Linked DNA regions of Mus musculus: regions 1, 3, 4 and 5 are each linked to region 2. The links are chromatin loops, found by intact Hi-C in ENCODE. Cell type or tissue: heart. All regions are shown on one strand.

Region 1 (5,000 bases), 110 kb after region 2:
AATTAACTTTGAGGAAAGTCTGTCTATTTGATATTTTAGGATGTAGACCAACTTCAATATTCTGCCCTAATGTCAAGCCATGAAGAGAGGAAGAAGGTTTTTGTTTTGTTCTTTTGGTTTCCTTCTTTCTTCTTTTGTTTCTTTCTTTCTTCCTTCCTTCCTTCCTTCCTTCCTTCCTTCCTTCCTTCCTTCCTTCCTTCCTTCCTTCCTTCCTTCCTTCCTTTCTCTCTCTCTCTCTCTCTCTCTCTCTCTCTTTCTTTTTTTGTGTGAAACTTAAGACCATTATTCAAACAGAAGATTTAAAAATAAATATTCTAGTACACCCAATCTGAAAACCACTAACAGAACGCTTCCTTGTTGAGGTAGTATGGTAGGACTAGATGGAAATGGTTTTTGCTTTCTGTAATTAAATCGTGTTTCCATAAGCTAAGAAATATGTTCACATTCAGTGACAGCCCTGATGCTCAGGAGACAAACAGCTCCACCCTGAGCACAGCACAGCTGTGTTCCTCCCGGCAACATTCCCACATCTTGTGCTAGGACTGCATGTACCATTTGAACAGCACGTAGTGTTTTCAGGACCAAGGAAGGAGTGAACGAAATTCAACACCTGTGAACTTTTCCAGCAACACTTGGTGCTCATTTATATGTCATCATTTTGAATTGTTTAGGTCATTTTACAGCCAGAAGACTTTAATGTTGAGAAACTTCTCATGTGATGAGTCATGACCCAGAATTTAAGAACAGAAAAGATTTGGAGAGAAATGATACAGCCAAGACTGCTTGTGTGAAGGACAGAATAAGAAACTGAAGGACAGAATTAATGATGATAATAATGATGATGATGATGATAACAATAACAGTCTTTGTCGCAGTGAGAAACAGAGAACAAGCTTCAGAAATCCAGAGTAGAAGGGTACAAGAAAAGAGGAAAAACAGTTGTACAAAATAAAGCAAGCAGAACTTAGGGTGAACTGCTCTGTCCTTTGGTAGTGTGTGCCACTTCCACAAGTAAATCACAGACAACCACTCAATTCTGTGGGAGCCTGTGTAAGAAAACTGTGAATATATGGTGATCTATGGATGGAAGGGAGTGCAGAATGCTGGTCCCACTAGGTGGCCTTCTAAAAAGAATTACATGAAGTATGATAAGTGGATGCCCTTAAAAGCCAGGACACGAAGTGGTATTTTGTTGTTGTTTTTATGTTTGTTTGTTTGTTTGTTTGTTTGTTTTTGGTCAACAAGGAAGAGAAGAAAAGAAACAAGATAATTAATAACAATATAAATAATTCTAAACCAATTCACTGATCAAGCTTCTATTATAAATCTAATCAGAGCTTAAAAATCTCAAATGATACTAGTACTAAATGGTGCCTAACTTGTTAGTGATTTTGCACTGCAGTTAAGGTAGGAGAATTCAAACTGTCTGACTTACCTGCAAGTAGTATTCACACTGATAAGGCTTCTCTCCACTGTGAGTTCTTTTGTGCTTTTTCATGTGATATTTCTGTATGAATCTCATAGCATATTCATCACAGCGAAATGGTTTTCACCTAGTACGTGATTAAAAAAAAACATTGTAAAATCATGGACTGTTTTGCCAAAAGAAATTTTTAACATAAACCAAAAGTCTGCCATTAAAAAAAGCCAGGACATGAAAGGAATGCCCTGGCATTTCCACATTATCTTTGTGGAAAGGAAAAGGCTCAGGAGGAATGTCTTTTACATGACTAAAGTTAATACTCACAAGACATAACACCATGTGTATTCCCGAACAGTACCTTTGTTTGCTAAAGCTACCCACAGACATCTTTCTCATGTATTGCTTGCTTCAGTCCTAACATGAGAACTGCTTGTTTCTACTGCTCATGTGCTCCAATACCTCCAGCTCCATCATTCCCTCATTCAGATCTGTAGCATTTCCTTTGATCTGTGGAGACTCAGTCTCACTGGTTGAGGTGGGTGGGCACAGTTGTACCTTCAAAGCCAGCCTGTGCCCTCATGAGCCTTGAATCCATTGCAGATTTTTCCAAGACTGTGATACCTCAAATTGTTTTGTCAGGCCAGAGAGCGATGGGGAGCTCACATTTCAGAGAGAATTTATTATTTAAAGGTGGACGTTCTTAGGATCCTGAGATCAGGGTACTTTGCTGTGTAAACTGTCTCAATTTGCCCTGCCACAGTCGCTGGGTAAGTGAAATTCTAGAGCAGTCATTCTCAATCCATGAGAATAGCAATTGTCCCCTTTGAGGAGTGAATGTTCCTTTCACAGGAGTTGTATAAGACCATCGGGAAACACAGGTATTACGTTTTGATTCATAACAGTAGCAAATTCACAGTTATGAAAAGAACAACAAAAATAATCTTATGTTTTGGGGTCACCACAGCAAATGGACCTGTGTTAAAGTGTTGCAGCATTAGGAAGGCTGAGAATCACTGTATTAGAGAACCCAGGAAGACTAGACAGACACAGGCTGGAGGATTTGGGGAGAAGAGGAGAAGAATGCCCTTAGGTTTGGACATTCTCAGGGAGAAAATAAAATAAAAAGCGTGTCTCAGTGCTGAGCCTGAGCCAGGTGTGGCTATGAAGCCTCCTGTTACCCTTAGTGGCTGTAGACAGTATCCTGAGGTGCTAGGGCTGCTCATGATATCTGTAGCAGCACCCTGCTAGTGGCGTGCTTATTCCGTGGTACGCCTTGGAAGTCCGTAGCCATGGACCTTGTACTAATTTGCATTCTGTGGATCTCTCACTGCACTGGGAAAAAAGATCTCAGCCATCCCAGGGAGAGGGAATCTGGGAAATTCTCCAAGTGTGAGGGAATTCGCAGTCCTATGCAAACCTAGCTGTGGCCAGTAGAGGGCTCTCATCTGCAAGAAAGAAAATTATCTCTGGATGACATCAGACCCTAGTCCAACACAGACATCAGCAACAGACATCTGCAAGCTCTGCTGACCATCACCTGATCATGTAGTCTGCATTCTTGTCTCCAGGGACTCAAAAAAACATTTTACAACTCCAATTTTGTGCTTTTATCCCTGGTATTTTGGTTTCTCGCACTTCCTATACAGTTATAAGAGATACACACACACACACACACACACACACACACACACACACACACACATGTATATGTGATATATGTATATATATATATATCCTCTGCATGCTTTCTGTCCCCTTTGATCTACATTTTGCAGTGGCTTTTGAGAAAATGCTATTATATTTCTTTTTTAAAAAAGATTTATTTACTTATTTAATGTGAGCACATGGTTGTCTTTATTTTTTATTAGATAATTTCTTCATTTACGTTTCAAATGCTATCCCCCAAAGCCCCCTATACTCTCCCCTCACCCTGCTCCCAAACCCATACACACCTACTTACTGGCCCTGGCTTTCCCCTGTACTGGGGCATATAATCTTCGCAAGAGCAAGAGCCTCCCCTCTCATTGATGGCCAACTAGGCCATCCTCAGCTATATATGCAGCTAGAGACACAGCTCTGGGAGGTACTGGTTAGTTCATATTGTTGTTCCTCCTATAGGGTTGCAGACCACTTTAGCATCTTGGGTACTTTCTCTAGCTCCTTCATTATTATTAGATGGCCCTGTGCTCCATCTAATAGATGACTGTGAGAATCCACTTCTGTATTTGCTAGGCACTGGCATAGTCTGACAAGAGAAATAGAGAGAGAGAGAGAGAGAGAGAGAGAGAGAGAGAGAGAGAGAGAGAGAGAGAGAGCTATCTCAGGGTTCTGTCAGCAAAATCTTTCTGGCATATGCAATAGTTTCTGGGTTTGGTGGTTGTATATGGGATGAATCCCCGGGAGGGGCATTCTCTGAATGGTCCTTCCTTCTGTCTCAGCTCAGAACTTTGTTTCTGTAACTCCTTCCATGGATATTTGTTCCCCATTCTAAGAAGGAGTGAAGTATCCACACTTGGGTCTTCCTTTTTGATTTTCATGTGTCTTGCAAATTGGATCTTGGATATTCTAAGTTTCTGAGCTAATATCCACTTTTCAGTGAGTGTATATCATGTGTGTTCATTTGTGACTGGGTTACCTCATTAAGGATAATATCCTCCAGATCCATCCATTTGCCTAAGAATTTCATGAATTCATTGTTTTTAATAGCTGAGTAGTACTCCATTGTGTAAATGCACCACATTTTCTGTATCCATTCCTCTGTTGAGGGACATCTGGTTCTTCCAGTTTCTGGCTATTATAAATAAGCCTGCTATGAACATAGTGGAGCACGCGTCCTTATTACACGGTGGAATATTTTCTGGGTATAAGCCCAGGAGAGGAATTGCTGGATCTTCTGGGAGTACTACATCCAATTTTCTGAGGAAACATTAGACTGATTACCACAGTGGTTGTACAAGCTTGCAATCCCACCAGCAATGGAGGAGTGTTCCTCTTTCTCTACATCCTCACCAGCATCTGCTGTCACATGAATTTTTGATCTTAGCCATTCTGACTTGTGTGAGGTGGAATGTCAGGGTTGTTTTGACTTGCATTTTCCTAATGATTAAGAATGTTGAACATTTTTTTCAGGTGCTTTTCAGCCCTTCTGTATTTCTCAGGTGAGAATTCTTGTGTTTAGCTCTGTGCCCCATTTTTTAATGGGGTTATTTGATTTTCTGGAGTCCATCTTCTTGAGTTCTTTATATATATTGGATATTAGTCCCCTATCTGACTTAGGATTGGTAAAGATCCTTTCCCAATCAGTTGGTGGCCTTTTTTGTCTTATTGACAGTGTCTTTTGCGTTACAGAAGCTTTGCAATTTTATGAGGTCCCATTTGTCAATTCTCTTTCTTACAGCACAAGACATTGCTGTCCTATTCAGGAATTTTTCTCCTGTGCTCATATCTTTGAGGCATTTCCCCACTTTCTCCTCTATAAGTTTCTCCTATTTCAGTTTCAGAGTCTCTGGTTTTATGTGGAGTGTTTTGGTCCACTTAGACTTGACCTTAGTACAAGGAGATAAGAATGGATCTATTC
Region 2 (5,000 bases):
TGAACTGATAAATTTTTCCAGTGTCTGCTGTAATTTTTCCCTTTCTATCCCTAATTTTAATAATTTTGGTCTTCTTTCATTTTATTGTTGTTAATTTGGATAAAGAGCTTTCTTATGGACTTTAAGGGATGCATATGGTTGATGGTTAAGAAATAAATGCATATTTATTACCCTGCACAAAATCAAGTCAGAGTGGATCAAAGACCTCAACATAAAACTGAATACACTAAATCTAACACAAGAGAAACTTGTTGGTACAGGAGACAACATCCTGAATAGAACACCAATGGCTCAGGCACTAAGATCAAAACTTAATAAGTGGGATCTCATGAGACTGAACAACTCCTGTAAGTCAAAGGACACCTCAACAGGACAAGACAATAACCGCATTCATACTGTCAAGGATGTGGGGCAAGGGAGCACTCCTCCATTGCTGGTGGGAGTGAAAACTTTTACAATCATTATGAAAATGAATTTTTCAGTTTCTCAGAAAACTGATAATAGTTTTACCACCAGACCCAGCTATACCACTCCTGGGCATAGGCCCAAAAGATGCTCTATTTTCCCAAAAGGACACTTGCTCAACTATGTTCATAGCAGCTTTATCCTTAATAGAAACTGGAAACAACAAAGATATCCCTCAACTGAAGAATGACTAAAGAAAATATTCTTTTAAACAATGGGGTGTTACTCAGCTATTAAAAACAAGAACATCAGGAATTTTTCAGGCAAATGAGTGGAACTAGAAAATATCCCATGTGAGGTAACCCAGACCCAAAAGGACATGCATGCAAATACTCACTTATAAGTGGATATTAGCCATAAAGTACAGGATATACACTATATTCCACAGACCCAAAGAATCCAAATGATAAGGGGGGGGAGGGAGGCTGGTTGATTCTTTCTCAGAAGGGGAAATAAAATAGATATCAGAGGTGGATGGAGAGAGGGAATTGGATGGGAGAGGGAATGGGGATGGGAGTGGGAAGGGAGGTTCAAGTGTAGGACAAACAGAAGAGAGAACTCAACTGGATGTGGTGGAGGGAGAAGCATCTCTAGCACATGCCAGAGACCTGGGGTGGGGGTAGGCCCCAGAGTGGCTATGGGGGTTACTCTAGCTGAAACTCTTAGAAGTGGGGAATATGGAGCCTGAAGTGGCCACTTTCTCTAGTCAGACAGGACTCCCAGGGGAGGGATAAGGACAGCAACTCACCCACACAACCTCTGACCTAAAACATGCTCTTTGCAGGGACAAAGATGGAGAGAATGGACAAGCAATGACTGGCCCAAATTGAGATTCACCCCATGGACAAGAACCACTTCCTGACACTATCAGTGATAATCTATTATGCTTGCAGACATGATCCTAGCATAACTGTTCTCTAAGAGGCTCTATTCAACAGCTGACAGAAACAGATGCAGAGACCGAAAACCAAACATTAGATGGAGCTTGGGGAGTCTTGAAGAAGTGTCAGGCAAAAGGGTTGAGAGACCTGAAGTGGATAGGGACTCCATAGGAAGACCAAAAGAGTCAACTAATCTGGACCCTTTTTGCTCCCAAAGACTGAATCACCAACCAAAGAGTGGACCTAGGTCCCCCTGCACATATGTTGCTGATGTGCAGTTTTGTCTTCATGCAGCTTCCCCAACAACTGGACAGGGCTGTCCCTGAATTTGTTGCCTGCCTGTGGATCCTGTTCCTCTAACTGGGCCACCTGGTCTAGCCTCAGTGAGGATGTGCTTAGTTCTGCAGTGACTGATGTGCTGGGTGTGGTGTGGGTATGAGTATGAGGGTGTGGGAGGGAGGGATTCAGAGTGGTGGAGATTGGGAGGATGGTGTGTGGTGTCTCTCCTTTCTCAGAGGAAAGTGGGAGGAGTGGGAGGAGATGAAGGGGGGCTTGGAGGAGAGGGGGGCTGATATTAAGAAGTACAGTGAATAACTAAATAAATTAATTAAAAAGGATACTCTGCAAGCCGGGCGTGGTCCTATAGCCAGGGCTATACAGAGAAACCCTGTCTCAAAAAAAAAAAAAAAAAAAAGATACTACGCAACCATTAAACTGTGTTTACAGGGAATAAAAAGTTTTGTTCACAGATCATTAGGGGAACAAAATCAAGGAAATGTGGGTAGAAAAACATAAGAGAACAACAATGGGAAAAGCACATACCTCTTAAGAAATAGCACAGTCTCAAGGCCTTGAGGTGGAAATGGCTGTTATACAGATCATTTCCCTTTGTTTTTAGTGTGGCAAGGTTCAGAGAGCCCCTAGACACAGGATGTGGTTCTTTTTCATACTATGCTGTTGGCAACGAACTCAGGCAGAGAGTTGTGTTAGTTCACAGCCAGCCTGCCTGGTCTGTTGAGTAAATTCAAGGCCAATCATAGCTGCATAGTAAGATGTCATCTCAGACCCAAAGCAAACAAAATGCATTTTAGAAACTGGTGAAGAATCTCACCAAATGCATGGAGTTATTAATTAATCACTTTATGAAGTACAAGGGAGGGTTTTTTTCAATAAATTAATTTTACATGAAGAAAAAGAACAGATACTAGAGGAGAGTCAAAACTAATGTGGGAAAATGTCTAATTGTGTTTCCAGTGTGCTTCACTAAACTCATCCTACTGCCCTGTCCTTTGGAAATAATAATAATGACCTCCAGGTTTCCCTGTCATAGTAAAGTCATGTTTTCCTCTTATGCTTGTAATCTGTATTTTAAAAATAACACCACATTTATATTTTTAAAGGTTTTAAAACTCTGTTTAAGTGGATTTTTATCTTAAATAAAACATTTTTTCTAAAAATTTTACATGGAAGTTCAATGAATAAATGTGATCTTACATTAATATACACAAAGGACCTCAGGAAACTAAAACCCTTTAGTATAGAAACAGAAACCATCATCCAAACAAAGAGGCATCTTCCAGAATGAATTTTTTTTTTTACCAGCTCTATGTCTGACAAATGATTAATATCCAGAACATGCAAAAAAAAAAAAAAAACAACAACAACAACAACAACAAAAAACCAAAACCAATACAAAACCAAACCCAACACTAAGAAAACAAATAGGCAACTAAATTTGGAGGGGTTAGAAGTAATCAGAGTTCTCAAAAGAAGGAATAAGAGAGCCAAGAAATACTTTTAAAAATGTTTAACATCCTAAATCATCAAGCAACAACAACTTTAAAATTGCTTTGAAATTCCATCTTGCTCTGACCAGAATAGCTAAGATCATAAACAGATGTTGAAAATCGACTGGTATAACTGTGGATAAAGGGGGTTACTTATCACTGTTGGTAGAATTTTGGAAATCAGAGTAAAGTTTCCTCAAAAGTCAGAGATAGATCTACCCTATGATTTAGCTACAACACTTGTGGGCATATAGCCATGGGTCTAGGTCCTAACACTGAGGGACTTGCTCATCCATGTTCATTGCTACTTTATCCATAATAGCCAGAAAATAGAAACAGCCTGGATGTCTTTCAACTGCTAAATGGATAATTAAGACTTTGTACATATACCCAATGGAATATATTCAGTTATAAAGAAAAATGAAATTATGAAGTTCAGGTTAGTGGGTGGAATTGGAAATAATTCTGAGTGAGGTAGCTATATGAGAGACAACTATATCAGGCTCCCCCTAACATATGGTTGCTAGCTCAGGCTTAGGTATCATTTCATAAGGGGGTGGTGGTAGTGGTATATAAATGATTGTAAAAGAGGTAGTGAGCATGTGTAATAAGAATTATGTATTGAGACATGTGAGAGATATTGCACTCATGGAATCAGAGTTATGGCTTTACACACATGACCTTCACAAGGTCCGTCCTGGCAAAATATCAACATGGACAGTGGGAGGATCATGAAGTCCCACCCCTGGCTGTAAAGCTATGGACAGTTGATAGCTTCTTTAGAAGAAGAGCAAGGTTTCTTTATGGATATGGCCCCCGAGAGCTTACTTATGTTTTGGTCAATGGTCTTATACTCATGTATACACATGAAATATTATGTGGGCTAACAGGTATAATAATAATAATAATAATAATAATAATGCAGGAAGTTGGGAAGGAAAAGTGTTTTGGGGAGACAGAGGAGGAATTGGAGACAAGGAATGGTGTAAATTTGACCATAACATATTATATACATTTATGTGATTTTCTAAGGGTTAAATAAATAATTCAATAAGAATGTGAGTTTTCTCAAGTCTCTGAAGAAAGAAATTGAAGAAGATCTCAGAAGATGGAAAGATATCCCATGCTCATGGATTGGCAGGATCAACATTGTAAAAATGGCTATCTTGCCAAAAGCAATCTACAGATTCAATGTACTCCCCATCAAAATTCCAACTCAATTCTTCACTGAGTTAGAAAGGGCAATTTGCAAATTCATCTGGAATAATAAAAACCTAGTATAGCAAATACTATTCTCAACAATAAAAGAACCTCTGGTGGAATCATCATGCCTGAACTCAAGCTGTACTACAGAGCAATTGTGATAAACAAACAAACAAACAAACAAAAAACTGCATGGTACTGGTATTGCAACAGACAGGTAGATCAATGAAATAGAATTGAAGACCCAGAAATGAATCCACACACCTATGGTCACTTGATCTTTGATAAGAGAGCTAAAACCATCCAGTGAAAAACAGACAGCATTTTCAACAAATGGTGCTGGTACAACTGGCAGTTATCATGTAGAAGAATGGGAATTGATCAATTCTTATCTCCTTGTACAAAGCTCAAGTCTAAGTGGATCAAAGAACTCCAAATAAAACCAGAGACACTGAAACTTATAGAGGAGAAAGTGGGGAAAAGCCTTGAAGATACGGGCACAGGGGAAAAATTCCTAAACAGAACAGCAATAGTTTGTGCTGTAAGATCAAGAATTGACAAATGGGACCTCATGAAATTGCAAAGCTTCTGTAAGGCAAAAGACACTGTCAATAAGACAAAAAGGTGACCAACAGGTTGGGAAAGGATTTTTACCAATCCTAAA
Region 3 (5,000 bases), 48 kb after region 2:
TAGTCACAGTTAATGGTCTAAGAAAAAGATTAAGCTTAGGAGGTTTGAACACTTCTGGAAATATGATGACTTTTGAGGTTTGTACTGAAACACTATGCAGCAAGAGATGGCTGTGTACTATTTTGCATGACAGGGCTCTGTTGGGTTGTGGGTCACTGGAGCATAGACTACACTTCAGTGATCACAAATCTCACCCTGTAGATGGGTTCTATGTAGTCATAGTACACAGTACAAAGCACTGGTATGGTATGTCCATATAAAATGAGATTCATGGCTGAGGATCAGAGTAGAGGGACACACATTGAGCTTCCACAGCAATTTGTCCTGTATTCTTCTGGAGTCTTCATAAATAATACAGAGGTGACACCACTGTACTAAGCTACTTTCCGGTTGCCAGTGATACTTTGTGAATTCATGGGAATTAATGATTGGGATTCACAGAAAATTAAATATAGGTTTTCAAATGATTATCAAAAGTAGGCTCCAAAACCCTTGAAACAAGCTCAACCCAGGAGACAAACCTGCCTTCGTAATGAGAGAGCCATGCACTCTCTCTTTTAGAACACCATGCAACAGGCAGTTATACCTTCAAGCAGAACTGTGTGTCTGTACACATAAACCAAACCAGAAAGAAGCAGAGTACTAATTTAATATCTAGCTTTAATTTGAAGACATCATGGCATATATTCATCTTATTAAAGTGAAAACTAAAGATCCTTGTGAGAATCATTTAAGGAACTTCAGAGCTAAAAATTGGCAATGATTTCTCAGTATGACTGTGCCTCAGAGTTCACACCACAGTGTTGATCTTATATGAGTTCAGTTTTGCATATCACACAGCACATGCTGGACACTGTGATGGGCTGCTTCCTGCTGTTGAGCCTCTACAGCATCATTCCTCCCATACCAGGAGACAGAAGACTCCCAAGACAATGCAGAGTGCTTGCTTCACTCCTAGACTATGATATTGTTACCAGTCAAGCCACAACTGTTACTCTGGCTGGAATAAAAGCACACATCACATTAATTAGAATGGCTGCAGTACAGTGGCTTTGTCACAATACTACTCTGACATATATTGCCTTCATGTTCACAATGTTCAATGCCAAAATACAGTATATCAATCAGGAAGAAAAGGTTGTCAGCCACAACACAGTAAAAACTCTCCCCACATTTCAAAGAGCTGAACACTTAGTCAAACAGTGAACTGCATGTTGTTTCACACCTGAAGCAAGTGAGGACTTCAGTTCCTTCTCAGCTTTCTGTGGGCAGCTGAGGGTGGGAGTGTGACTCTGTTATACCTGAGCCCTTCCAGGTGTCAGATAGCTGTTCTTTCCCAAATCTTCATATTCAGGCAAATCAGGAGCCATTTCTCCTCTACACATTGAGCTTCCACAGCAATTTGTCCTGAATTCTTCTGGAGTCTTCATATATAAGCAAACAATACATTAAAACCAAGAGACTAACTGTAAGGAAACGGAGTGAAGAAACAGAATTAACAATCAGTGTCTCACTCACCAAGTCACTAAATTGATTCAGGCCCATGTAGAAGCTGGTCTTGCCCCGCTCATAGTCTGCATTGTGTGCCTCAATTTTCTTCTTATTCTCCTCCCACATGAGTCTTCTGTGTCTTTCTTCATCCTGAAAATGAGTACAACAGATAGCATTTCTCATCTTAACACCACACACAAGCTGAGGAAATGGTATGTAGAGAAAGAAGAGCCAAAGCATGTGGTCTCATGACACTGTTGTCAGCCATTCTCCTTACCCAGTATGGGTTCATAATGCATGTCTTTAGGCAAGTCCTTAGTGATGGCTTGTCTTTATGGCCATATTTATGCCCACAGACTCCCAACAGCAAGAGTCCTTCTTTCTGAGATCCCTCTAGACTGTGCCCATTTTACCAACCAGACTGTAGGCTTTTGCAAATGTTGTCTTCCATTCTTTCCACTCATTATCCAAACTTGGATCAGGGGATGGAGCAGCTGACATCATTCCCAAGCAGAGGATGAGCAGGAAGACAGCACTATTTGGGTTCCCAAAACATAGACAATGAGTTGTTGTCCAATACTATGGTCAGACCCAAAAGGTAAATGCAAGTAATGTTATACATACTGTCTAAGCTCTATTTAGCAATATATATGTATGTGCATGTATGTATGTAATAACAATGAGTAAAAAAAGAGAACAGAATTTAAAAAGTATCAGAAAAGGCATGTCTGAGAATGTGAGGCAGAAAAAGGAGGAGAAAAAAATGTAATCCTATTATCATCATAAAAAATTAAGAAGCCGGGCGTGGTGGCGCACGCCTTTAATCCCAGCACTCGGGAGGCAGAGGCAGGCGGATTTCTGAGTTCGAGGCCAGCCTGGTCTACAAAGTGAGTGCCAGGACAGCCAGGGCTACACAGAGAAACCCTGTCTCGAAAAAAACCAAAAAAAAAAAAAAAAAAAAATTAAGAGACAGACAAACAAGAAAACAAAGCAAAAACAAAACAGTGAATAAAACCTACGAAATAGGAGATGTCTCAGGTAACCAGAGTAGAGCTGTGAGGAAGTTTGTTGAAAATGAGTTAGCAGGTAGGGGGCCTGTGTACCTTGCTTTTCTCTGCTCTCACCTGAAGTGCTGCAGCTTCTGTTCACAGATAGAAACCAGAACTTTGTTGTCCAGGGCCTCTGAAGAGCAACTGACAGAGGAGGCTAGTGGTGCATGAGGAGAGCAGCCTGTGGCTCCACCTTTTCCTTCCTGGAGCACTGCTAGTTCTTTCCTGAAGCCTCGGCCTGGCCCACAGAGCAGACGTCACAAGCCAGCTTCACAACTACAGACAGGAAAACATCTAGAGACTGACCAGACGCAAGGACTAGGCTGAGTCATACAGGAAGCATGAGACTTCTCTGACAATGCCAAGACTCACAGGATGTCTGGTTCTCTAGAGTTAACAATTGTTAGAGAACACAATTATGGCAAGATGAAGTCAGTGGGGAGAGCTACAGTGTCTCACAGTCCTACATCAGATTCTGCATCTGTAGAGAGAGCATCAAGCAGTGCGTACCTGTCTGTGTCTGTCTTGTTAGAAACGCAGCCCAAGACAGACAGAAGCACTTTCAGAGAAGGTGAAACAACCACTCATAGACAGAGTAGTCTGAAACACTCATCACTTACCTGGAATGTCAGTGTCTCAACTCAGGAATTCACAGTGTTTGTGAAAAATGCTAGAGTTGTCTGAACGCAACAACAAATGCCTGATGCATACAAAGCTCTATGGCCTGCAGGGTTTGATGGGACAACTGCAGGGTTTGACTGAACATGAGTTAATTGCTGTGTGGATTTCTCTATTACTCTCACAAGCATAGTTGGGCCTATGATTAAAAAGCAGACTTAACAAAAGTCAGAAAAGACTACAGTGGCCTTGGGCTGCGCAAATACAGAGGATACAAATTTCTACATGTGATCAGAAGTTTGTTTCCATTTTGCTATAACATATAAAAGGTAAATCAGTAGATGCATGGCCATTTTCCTCTGATGTTCTCCAGAGTTGTACCAAATTCTTGTCTGTCATATAATTGAGATTTGAAGATTATTGAATGTGTATTACAGAAAGAATTGGATGGATAGATAATACTTTTCTAAAAAAATGCATATGCTCCCCCAAGTCAAACTGGATAAAAATCTAAGCAGAGAATTGATATACACAGATAGTAGCAATTCAGCTTAGTTCTACATTACAATTCAAATGAAAGAAATCTCTTCACATTTGTGGTCAAGTTGTGGTAGTCTTTGGTTCACATTTTCTGCTACATTCTTTAAGTTACCCATGGAACATTATTCAAAACCTATCATATACTTGGACACAAAGGAATTCTCAACTGATGTACAAAAAATTGAAATAACACCTCCATCCTTTCTGAGCACTGTGGAGTAACGCTGGATATCAAAAGCAACAGAAAGCTTATAAACACATGGAAACGAAAAAATTTCCAGTGAATAAAATTGGGTCAAGATAGAAATCAGAAAGAGATCAAAACATTGTCAGATTTAAATTAATTACATTACATATCCAAAGTTATGGAACACAAATGAAGGTGGGTCTAAGAGAACTAAGCTCATATAGCTACGTGCTTACATAAAAATTTGAGTGATCTTATTTTGCAGAATTTTCCCTGTCCAATAACATTAGGGCAGTGGGAGGCTTGTGATTGGACAGGAGAAGGGAAGCAGAGTGAGGAGTTTAGAAGACACAGAGAGAGGTCTGAGGAGGAGAGGGAGAACCAGAATGGAGGCTGACATGGTGTTATCAAAAGGCTAGAATAACTGTGCTAAAGCTTTATCATTATCATTTGGCTCTTGGCATCTTGTAAATTGTGTCATTATTGGTACATAAATCTGATTGGCTAATTAAGCATTAAGAGTCTTGATTCCAGGGGGGTAATTAGATGTTGAGATGGCTAACCAGGAGGGCACGGGGTATCACATGAAAGCTAGAGGAACTTGGGGGTCCCTGTATATGAGACTGCCTTTTGGGAGCTATGTGGTCTAGCAGGGCTGTCTAGTTGGTGGGCCAAGAGACCAAGTGAGTGAGATCACCTGGCACAGGGGCTAGCTCTAGATATTTCCCGAAACAATCTTATTCTAATAATTAAATATTACTCCTGAAAGTTCTAGAATAAAAAGAAGATATAATCCCAAAAGGAGTAGGTGGCAGGAAATCATCAAAATCATCAATTGTTGACGAAATTCAAGAAGACATTGAAAGATGAAAAAATGTGCTATGCTAATGGATTGGCTTGGATTTGTATAGTGAGAATGGTTATCCCATCAAAAGCACGCTACTGACTCAGTGCAATCTCCATCAAAATTCTAACACAATTCTTCACAGATCTTGAAAACCTTTTCAGTATGTCTAATCTGACTCAACACACAGACTTAGGGAATCTTGAGCCTTGGGAGACAAGACACCATCTTACCGCCCAATAGATACAAGAATTCTGCTATGTTTTGTAAT
Region 4 (5,000 bases), 110 kb after region 2:
TAAGCAGTAAGTAATTTTATCAACTGAGCATGCAACCAATCCTATTATTATCATTATTTGTAATATTAATACAATATTAATGCTAACATTAATATTAGACTCATTGGGCTTAAATAAAGTTTCTTGCATGAGCGTGAGTGAGGGAAGTTATATACTAGAGCATGGGCAACTCAGTCTTTCCTTAATCTTTGAGGAAAATTACCTCCCCAATACAAGCACCCAGTGATTGCTCTAGTCCATGTATCCAATTCCATTGATCTATGTGTCTTGCTTTGGTGTCAGTACCAGGCTCTTTTTATTACCATGGCTATGTAGTATATGTTCTAATCAGGGATGATGATACCTCCAGCAGCAATTTTCCCCCTCTCAATTTCCTTGTTTATCCAAGGTCTTTTGTGTTTCAGTATTAACTTTAATATTTTTATGTCTATGTAGAGTGACACTGGAATTTTAATTGGTGCATCCTAGAAGTCATATATTGCTTTTAGTAGGGTGGTGTGATTGTTTGTATATATTCAGCTTAGAGAGTGGAATTATTAGAAGGTGTGGCCCTGTTGGAGTAGGTGTGGCTTTGCTGAAGTACGTGAGTCATTGTGAGGGTGGGCTTTAAGACCCTCCTCCTGGATATCTGGAAGCTAGTATTGTGCTTGTAGCCTTCAAATGAAGATGTAGAACTCTCAGCTCCTCCTGCATCATGCCTGCCTGAACACTGCCATGTTCCTGATGATAATGGACTGAACCTGTAAGCCAGCCCCAATTAAATGTTGTCCTTTTTAAGACTTGCTTTGGTCATGGGGTCTGTTAACAACAGTAAAACCCTAACTAAGACAAATGGTGATTTTTGCAGAGTTAATCTCAGCAATACATGAACATGGGGAGTCTTTCATCTTTCAGAGTCTTCAATTTGTTTCTTCAGTAACTCAGAGATTTCTTTTTCTTGCTTGACTAAGCTTGTTTCATTACATTTGTTTGTTTTTGAACTCACTGTGAATTGGAGGACTAAAGCCTTTCTCTGATTTCTTTCTCAGTCTGCTTCCATTATTATAAAGACAGGGTACTGATCTGAGTTTCTTCATTTTGTTTCCTGCAGATGTTTGTCATCTAGGAGTTTTCTGGTGAAAATATTCTGCAAATACAGAAACTTTGATTCCTTGGTTTTTCTTTTTATATGCGCCATTTTTGTCATCCTCTCAACCTGTATGTTGGGCAAGACTTCAAGCACCATACTGAATAGGAGTGAAGGCAGTGGGAATCTTTGCCTTGTAATAGGGATGGTACCAGTTTTTCTATATATGTTGATTTGTTATATATAGCTATTTTAATGTTGAGTTATATCCCCATCATTCTGTTTGCTTTGGGTCTTTATCACAAACGATGGTGGATTTTGCCAAAGGCTTTTTCTGTGTCAGTTGAAATGATCAAGTCATTCCAATCTTTAAACACATTTATGTTATTAACTTTACTTATTTATTTGCATATTTTTAACAACCCCTGCATCACTAGATTGAAGCCAACTTAATCACGATTAATGTTCATTTTGACATGTTCTTGAATTCATTTTGTAATTATTTTATTGAGAACTTTGTGTCTATCAGAGTTGTTATTCTACAATGTGTGTGTGTGTGTGTGTGTGTGTGTGTGTGTGTGTGTGTGTTTGGTTGGTTTCATTATTTGTGTGATATTGTAATATTGGTTTTATAACATATTTGGACACATGTTCCCTTGTATATTTCATGGGATAATTTTATTTTAATTATATTTTTATTTATTCTCTGAGAATTTTATATATGGTGTACTTTAATCATTCAGTCCACACTCCCCTAATCCAATGCCTTTCAGGACCCCAGCACATCCTCCCTCTTCCCAGTTTTATGTCTTCTTAAATCTTGGTACCCTACTGACTTCCCATCTTCAAACCCTTTACTCCTGACTCCTAGAATTTTTCTCAGGCAGTGTCAAGAACCTGGAAGCACTGAGTAGGTGAACATCTCTGTGGCCTGTTATCTCTTACCACTCTCCAGTCTTCTCTACTACCAACCCAGTGGAAGAGCCAGAGCCAATAGTTCATAAGAGATTGGTGAGGCTCTTAAAGTTTTAACCTACCTTTTCATGTAGTTAAAATCCATTTGTCACAACTCTGTGAATATATGTACACCAGCTAAATTTTACTACAACACTCACCAGCTTCCACACTCCAATGAATAAGAAAGTAGGGTCACTGAGCAGGATAGAATAATAAATTCTGATCTCTTGCTCACCATAAAACAATGTCTATATGATGACCTGCTCACACTGTATCTGTACTCACGTACCATCCATGTAGCTCCTTACATATGACTAAGTCCATATTCTCTTCTCATATCTCTTTCTCATCCCTGAATGTAAATGTTCTTTATTTTGCTGTCTTCCCAATGTAGACATACAGGCATCAGCTCCAAAAGATGACCACCAAACTCTACCCCATACAGAATTGTATCCCCTGTGAGTAACTCAAGTTATGAGGAGAAACTGGTCAGAATACAACGGCAGCATTGGTTTGGGTACTGACAAAGAAGACTAATCTGCAGGGGTCTATACATCACCATCTGCCACTTGGAATTTCCATGACCCATGAGACTGAACCCCGAGGGAAAGAACTCTGTGAGGCCAAAGTGAAGAATCTTATCAACAGGAAATGGGATAGCTGAAAGGAAAAGAAACCTTGTGGTAAGGACACACCTGTCGTGTTGAGTCAGAACAACCCAGGTGTGCTTAGACAGAGATAAGGAGTTATTGAGCCTTCTCTAAGAGCCTATACAGTTTCATCTGCCTATACAGTTATACAGTTTCTTTCTTTGCTTCTTCCTTTCTTTCTACTGAATCACTACTTTTATTTAATACCCATGTCATCAGTTTTGCCAGTTATCTCAATATTGTCCTTTATTGAAGTTTTTTCTTCTTTATATTTGTATTAATTATTCTGATTATTTACATTTCAAATGTTATCCCTCTTCCTAGTTTCCCCTCCACAAACTTCCTACTCCATTTTGCTAAGAGGTGTACCCCCCCACCACTCTCACCTCATCCCTCTAGTATGCCCCTTCTCTGGGGCACCAAGCCTCCAAAGGACCAAGTTCATCCTCTCCCACTGAGGCCAGACAAGGCTAATATGTAGTGGAAGCTACAGACTAGCCCATGTATGCTCTTTGGTTGGTAGCTTAGTCTCTGGAATCTCTGAGGGGTCTGGTTAGTTGATACTGTTGTTCTTCCTATGGGGCTGCAATCCCTTACAGCTCCTTCAATTCTTCCCCTAACTCTTCCATAAGGGTCTCTGAGCTCAGTCCAATAGTTGGCTGTATCTTTATTTCTCTCAGTCAGATGTTGGTAGAGCCTCTCAGAGGACAGGCTCCTGTCTGCAAGCACAACATGGCATCAGTAATAGTGTTGGGTTTGGTATTTGTAGAAGGAATAGATCCCAAGTTGAAGTGGTCTCTGGATGGCTTTTCCTTAAGTCTCTGCCCCATTTTTTGTACCTGCATTTCCTTTAGACAGGAACAATTCTGGGTCAAAAATTTTGAGATGGGGTAGGTGGTCCTGTCCCTCAACTAGAGGCTATGTCTACCTATTTGAGGTGGTCTCTTCATTTTCTATACGCCACTGTTGGGCATTTCCTATACATTTTCACGTACATTTTCTGCTCTTTTTCCTGCATACCAATATCACATGTCAATTACAGGCAGTGAAAAAATCACTCATTAGGTATATGCCCCCAAGTAAACCTTTTTTCTCTAGAGATGAAAGCAAATTTATAACTCACAGTAATAACAATAACTAGAGTGTCTATGCTTTTACAATTTTGAATTCCAAAATCTTACAGAGCCAAAAAGTAAACTTCTTTTTATGCAAAGCCAGATGTAATATTCATCAAACCCTGAATAGGCTAAATAGGTGCTTAATAGCACTAGGATATCATTGAAGCTCTAAATCCATGGCTAGGCAAGAGACATTTCTACAAGACTGAAGAGGCTATTCCTGAGGGGTTCTATTTTAGGTTATGCTTCTTCAGGTGATGGAGGTTTCCATATGAGAAACATATCTATAATTTCTTATTTTTAAAAGATTTGGATTTTCTGTCATCTTCCCATGTTCAGTGTACTTTACCTCACATCAAAAAAAGTTCCACAGTTAGCAAGGGGAACCCTTCATTTCTGGTGGGAGTGCAAACTTGAACAACCACTTTGGAAATCAATGTGGCATTTTCTCAGAAAACTTGGAATAGTTCTATCTCAAGACTCAGCTATACCACTCCTGGGCATATACCCAAAAAATGTTCCAATGTCTCACAAAGACACTTGCTCAGCTATGTTCATAGCAGCTTTATTAGTAATAGCCAGAAACTGGAAATAAGCTCAGTTGGATGTCCCTCAACTGAAGAATGGAAAAAGAATACAATGGCATACTATTCAGCTATTACAAACAAATCATGAATTTTGCAGGCAAAGACTAGAACTTGAGTGAGATATCCTAGTCCCAAAAGAACATGCATGATATGTACTCACTTGTAAGTGGATATTAACCTTAAAATACAGGTACCATATTACACTTCCCAAACTCAAAGAAGCTGAGAAAGGAGACCCTAAGTGAGGAAGCTGGGGTCTCACTTAGAATGGGGGAATAAAATAGTCATAAGAGGGAACTTGGAATGATGGGGGATAAGGAGGGGAATGGGGTGTTCAGCATCAGGTGTAGGAAAGGACAGATAGATGGCTAGATGGCCATGAAATGAATGGAAATCTGCAACTGACAGGGGTGAGGAGGTGAAGAGTATCTCCAGGATGAGTCAGAGATCTGGAATAAGAGAGGTGCCAAGAGTCAATGGGAGTGACCTTAGCTGTGACTCACTACATTGGGGCTATGTAACTTAAAGAGGCCACCTGTAGCCAGTCAGGAACCCCTGTAGAGCCATAGAGACACCAAACCACTTACACAACTTTCAACTCAATATTTATCGTATCTACTAG
Region 5 (5,000 bases), 87 kb after region 2:
ATTCACTGAATACATCTTTTCAGAGTTGTAATGCTTGCTTGATTTTTGTGCTTTACTGTTCCAAATAACAATGGTATTTGTGATTGCTTCATTGAACATATCTTCTAAGAGTTTTAATATATATATTTTTTTAATGTATAAAACCCCCTGCTTGAGAGCTGCAAAATACACTCAGATTCAAACTGCCTCTGTGTTTGTTTCTGGTTTTCACTGCCGAATCCTGACCCACCTAGCTTTGAGGACCCTCATTCAAGGGAGCCCCATACCCAACTGGGGTGGTTAATGGCATCAACAAAAAAAGGAAACCTGACTCCCATAATGAGAGAACCATGCATTCTTTCTGTTAGAACACCATGCCTTATACCCGTGTTTATACACATAAAAACTTACTGAAGCAAAATGGGAAAGAAGCAGAATACTAATTTAATATCTAGCTTTAATTTTAAGGCGTCATGGTATATATTCATTTTACTAAAGTGAAAATTAAAGATTGTTATGAGAATCATTTAAACAATTTAGGGCTTGGGCAAAAACTGGTAGTTTATTTATTTATTTTTAAATTAGGTATTTTCTTCATTTACATTACAAATGCTATCCCAAAAGTTCCCCAGGCCCTCCCCCGCGACTCCCCTACCCACCCAGTCCCACTTCTTGGCCCTGGCATCCCCCTGTACTGAGGCATATAAAGTTTGTAAGACCAAGGGACCTCTCTTCTCAATGATGGCCGACTAGGCCATCTTCTGATAGATATGCAGCTAGAGACATGAGCTCCGGGGGTACTGGTTAGTTCATATTGTTGTTCCACCTATAGGGTTGCAGACCCCTTTAGCTCCTTGGGTACTTTCTCTAGCTCCTCCATTGGGGGCCCTGTGTTCCATCCAATACCTAACTGTGAGCATCCACTTCTGTGTTTGCCAGGCCAAAGAACTCACATGATATGTACTCACTGATAAGAGGATATTAGCCCAGAAACTTAGACTACCCAAGATACAAGATACAATTTGCAAAACATATGAAACTCAAGAAGAACGAAGAACAAAATGTGAACACTATGCCCCTTCTTAGAATTGGGAACAAAACATCCATGGAAGGAGTTTCAGAGACAAAGTTTGGAGCTGAGACGAAAGGATGGACCATCTAGAGACTGCCAAAACTAGTAGTTTTATTGCATGAATGTGCCTCAGAGTTTACACCACAGTGTTAATCTTACATGAATTCAATGTTACACTACACAAAGCAGGTGCTGGAAGCTGTGATGGGATGCCTCCTGCTGTTGAGCCTCTCCAGCATCATTCCTCTCATACCAGGAGACAGAAGACTTCCAAGGCAATGGCAGAGTGCTTGCTTCACTTCTAGCCTATGCTATTGTTACCAGTCAAGCCACAGCTGTTACTCTGGCTGGAATAAAAGCACACATCACATTAATTAGAACGGCTGCAGCACAGTGGCTTTGTCACAATACTACCCTGACATATATTGCCTTCATGTTCACCATGTTCAATGCCAAAATACAGTATATCAATCATGAAGAAAAGGTTGTCAGCCACAACACAGTAAAAACTCTCCTCACATTTCAAAGAGCTGAACACTTAGTCAAACAGTGAACTGCATGTTGTTTCACACCTGAAGCAAGTGAGGACTTCAGTTCCTTCTCAGCTTTCTGTGGGCAGCTGAGGGTGGGAGTGTGACTCTGTCATACCTGAGCCCTTCCAGGTGTCAGATAGCTGTTCTTTCCCAAATCTTCATATTCAGGCAAATCAGGAGCCATTTCTCCTCTATTCAGTGAGTTTCCATAGCAATTTGTCTTGAATTCTTCTGGAGTCTTTATAAATAAGCAAACAATACATTAAAACCAAGAGACTAACTGTAAGGAAATGGAGTGAAGAAACAGAATTAACAATCAGTGTCTCACTCACCAAGTCACTAAATTGATTCAGGCCCATGTAGAAGCTGGTCTTGCCCTGCTCATAGTCTGCATTGTGTGCCTCAATTTTCTTCTTATTCTCCTCCCACACGAGTCTTCTGTGTCTTTCTTCATTCTGAAAATGAGTACAACAGATAGCATTTCTCATCTTAACACCACACACAAGCTGAGGAAATGGTATGTAGAGAAAGAGGAGCCATAGTATGTGGTCTCATGACACTGTTGTCAGCCATTCTCCTCACCCAGAGGGTCATCAAAGCTGCCCACCTTGGGTTCATAATGCATGTCTTTAGGCAAGTCCTTAGTGATGGCTTGTCTTTACGGCCATATTTATGCCCACAGACTCCCAACAGCAAGAGTCCTTCTTTCTGAGATCCCTCTAGACTGTGCCCATTTTACCAACCAGATTGTAGGCTTTTGCAAATTTCGTCTTCCATTCTTTCCACTCATTATCCAAACTTGGATCAGGGGGTGGAGCAGCTGACATCATTCCCAAGCAGAGGATGAGCAGGAAGACAGCACTATTTGGGTTCCCAAAACATAGACAAGTTGTTGTCCAATACTATGGTCAGACCCAAAAGGTAAACACAAGTAATATCATACACACTGTCTAAGCTCTATTTAGCAATATATATGTATGTGCATATACGTATGTAATAACAATGAGTGAAAAAAGAGGACAGAATTTAAAAAGTATCAGAAAAGGCATGTCTGAGAATGTGAGGCAGAAAAAGGAGGAGAACAAAAATGTAATCCTATTAGTATCATAAAAAACTAAGAGACAGACAAAGAAGAAAACAAAGCAAAAACAAAACAGTGAATAAAACTTACAAAATAGGAGATGTCTCAGGTAACCAGAGTAGAGCTGTGAGGAAATTTGCTGAAAATGAGTTAGTAGGTAGGGGGTCTGTGTACCTTGCTTTTCTCTGCTCTCACCTGAAGTGCTGCAGCTTCTGTTCACAGATAGAAACCATCATTTTGTTGTCCACGGTCTCTGAAGAGCAACTGACAGAGGAGGCTGGTGGTACTTGAGGAGAGCAGCCTGTGGCTCCGCCTTTTCCTTCCTGGAGCACTGCTAGCTCTTTCCTGAAGCCTCTGCCTGGCCCACAGAGCAGACGTCACAAGCCAGCTTCGCTAGTGAGTTATTACAGACAGGAAAACATCTAGAGACTGATCAGACCCAAGGAACAGGCTGAGTCATACAGCAAGGATGCGACTTTTCTGAGAATGCCAAGACTCACAGGATGTCTGGTGTTTTATAGATAACAATTGTTAGAGAACACAATTATGGCAGGATGAAGTCAGTGGGGAGAGCTACAGTGTCTCACAGCAGTACTTCAGATTCTGCATCTGTAGATAGAGCATCAAGCAGTGTGTACCTGTCGGTGTCTGTCTTGCTTAAAATACAGCCTAAGACTGACAGAAGCACCTTGAGAGGATGAAACAACCACTCATAAACAGAGAAGTCTGAAACACTTATCACTTCCCCTGAACATCAGTGTCTCAGCTCAGGGATTCACAGTGTTTAGGAAAAGTGCTAGAATTGCCCAAACCAAACAAAAGATGCCTGAAGCATATGTGGCCTGCAGGGTTTGATGGGACAACTGAAGTGTTTGACTGGACATGCAGGGGTTTCACTGGACATGAGGATATTCCTGTGTGAACTTCTCTGTGACTCTGACAAGCACTGTTGAGCCTATGATTACAAAGCAGATTTAACAAAAGTCAGAAAAGACTGCAGTGTCTTTGGCTGAGAAAATACAGAGGATACAAATTTCTACATGTGATCAGAAGTTTGTTTCCATTTTGATATAACATATGAAAGGGTAAATCAGTAGATGTATGGCCATTTTCCTCTGATGTTCTCCAGAGTTGTACCAAATTCTTGTCTGCCTCATAATTGAGATTTGATGATTTTTGGATGTTTGTTACAGGCAGAATTGGACGGATAGATGAATACTTTCCTAAAACATGCATAGACTTCCCCATGTCAAACTGGATAATCTAAGTTGAGAATTGTTATACACAGATAGCAGCAACTCAGCTTAGTTCTACATTACAATTAAAATGATAGAAATCTCTTCATATTTGTGGTCAAGGTATAGTAGTCTTTGGTTCACGTTTTCTGCTACATTCTTTAAGATACTCATGGAACATTCTTCAAAACTGACCATATCCTTGGACATAAATCAATTCTCAACTGATGTACAAAAAATTAAAATAACACCTCCATCCTTTCTGAGCACCATGGAGTAGCACAGGATATCAAAAGCAATGGAAAGCTTATAAACACCTGGAAATGAAAAAATTCATAGTGAATGAAAATGGGTCAAGATAGACATCAAAAAGAGATCAAAACATTGTTAGACTTAAATTAATTACATGACATAGTCAAAGTTATGGGACACAAATGAAGGTGGGTTTAAGAGATCTAAGCTCATATCCCTAAGTGCTTACATAAAAATTTGAGTGATCTTATTTTGCAGAGTTTTCCCCGTCCAATCATATTAGGGCAGTGGGAGGCTTGTGATTGGACAGGAAAAGGGAGGCAGAGGGAGGAGTTGAGGATACAGGGGTGGGGGGGGGGGGGAGTCTGAGGAGGAAAGGGAGAACCAGAATGGAGGCTGACGTGGTGTTATCAAAAGGTTAGAATAATTATGTTAAAGCTTTATGATTATCATTTGGCTCTGAAGTTACTGTATTGGCATCTTGTAAATTTTGTCTTTATTGGTACATAAATCGGATCGGCTAATTAAACATTAAGAGTCTTGATTCTAGTGGGTAATTAGATGTTGAGATGGCTAAAAAGGGGTGCATGGGGCATTGCATAAAAGCTATAGGGACTTGGGGTGAGGCTCCAAGAGATGGCCTGATGAGAGCCTTGAGAGACTTAAGACACCATCTTTATAAACAGCAAGAATTCTGCTATGTTTTGTAATATTTGATAATAATTTAATTATAAATACTATTCATTATTCTCAAGTTAATGATTGTAAACTTATTAAAATATATAGTAAAAGTTAGGCAACTCAGGAATGCTATAAGAAAAATATTTTTCCCCAGAAAAGAACTCAAA

Evidence for each region. Peaks named below come from ENCODE experiments on the same cell type or tissue, not always from the same donor. Only the 100,000 strongest peaks of a DNase experiment are listed, where the experiment ranks them.
Region 1: a loop joins it to region 2, with 4 times the contacts of the local background. A loop is called at or near these places in 2 of 42 quality-filtered maps.
Region 3: a loop joins it to region 2, with 3 times the contacts of the local background. A loop is called at or near these places in 7 of 42 quality-filtered maps.
Region 4: a loop joins it to region 2, with 4 times the contacts of the local background. A loop is called at or near these places in 3 of 42 quality-filtered maps.
Region 5: a loop joins it to region 2, with 11 times the contacts of the local background. A loop is called at or near these places in 6 of 42 quality-filtered maps.

The regions. Positions count from the first base shown.
Region 1 is chr13:60,961,382-60,966,381 of GRCm38, forward strand. Gm40976 (a long non-coding RNA gene) reads right to left here and starts at 1,547. Exons shown (of 3, transcript XR_873564.1): 1 at 1,436-1,547. In heart, CTCF peaks have their summits at 504, 2,790 and 2,989; a DNase peak (open chromatin) is centred at 520.
Region 2 is chr13:60,846,654-60,851,653 of GRCm38, forward strand. The region is part of intron 5 of 4930486L24Rik (RIKEN cDNA 4930486L24 gene); the gene reads right to left. Among named protein-coding and RNA genes, the nearest start is that of 4930486L24Rik, 15 kb to the right of the region's middle. In heart, no CTCF peak of the experiment used is centred here; a DNase peak (open chromatin) is centred at 2,298.
Region 3 is chr13:60,894,720-60,899,719 of GRCm38, forward strand. It overlaps Ctla2b (cytotoxic T lymphocyte-associated protein 2 beta), which reads right to left and starts at 2,728. Exons shown (of 5, transcript NM_007797.1): 1 at 2,616-2,728; 2 at 1,909-2,026; 3 at 1,519-1,641; 4 at 1,302-1,424; 5 at 632-1,000. The coding sequence starts at 1,995. The coding sequence ends at 992. In heart, no CTCF peak of the experiment used is centred here; a DNase peak (open chromatin) is centred at 2,802.
Region 4 is chr13:60,954,531-60,959,530 of GRCm38, forward strand. All of the region lies in intron 2 of Gm40976 (a long non-coding RNA gene), which reads right to left. Gm40975 (a long non-coding RNA gene) reads left to right here. Exons shown (of 3, transcript XR_873562.1): 2 at 2,418-2,706. Among named protein-coding and RNA genes, the nearest start is that of Gm40975, 2.9 kb to the left of the region's middle. In heart, no CTCF peak of the experiment used is centred here; no DNase peak of the experiment used is centred here.
Region 5 is chr13:60,933,631-60,938,630 of GRCm38, forward strand. It overlaps Ctla2a (cytotoxic T lymphocyte-associated protein 2 alpha), which reads right to left and starts at 2,995. Exons shown (of 5, transcript NM_007796.2): 1 at 2,861-2,995; 2 at 2,328-2,445; 3 at 1,917-2,039; 4 at 1,700-1,822; 5 at 525-1,398. The coding sequence starts at 2,901. The coding sequence ends at 1,390. It overlaps Tpbpa (trophoblast specific protein alpha), which reads right to left. Exons shown (of 5, transcript NM_009411.5): 5 at 4,862-5,000. In heart, no CTCF peak of the experiment used is centred here; a DNase peak (open chromatin) is centred at 3,051.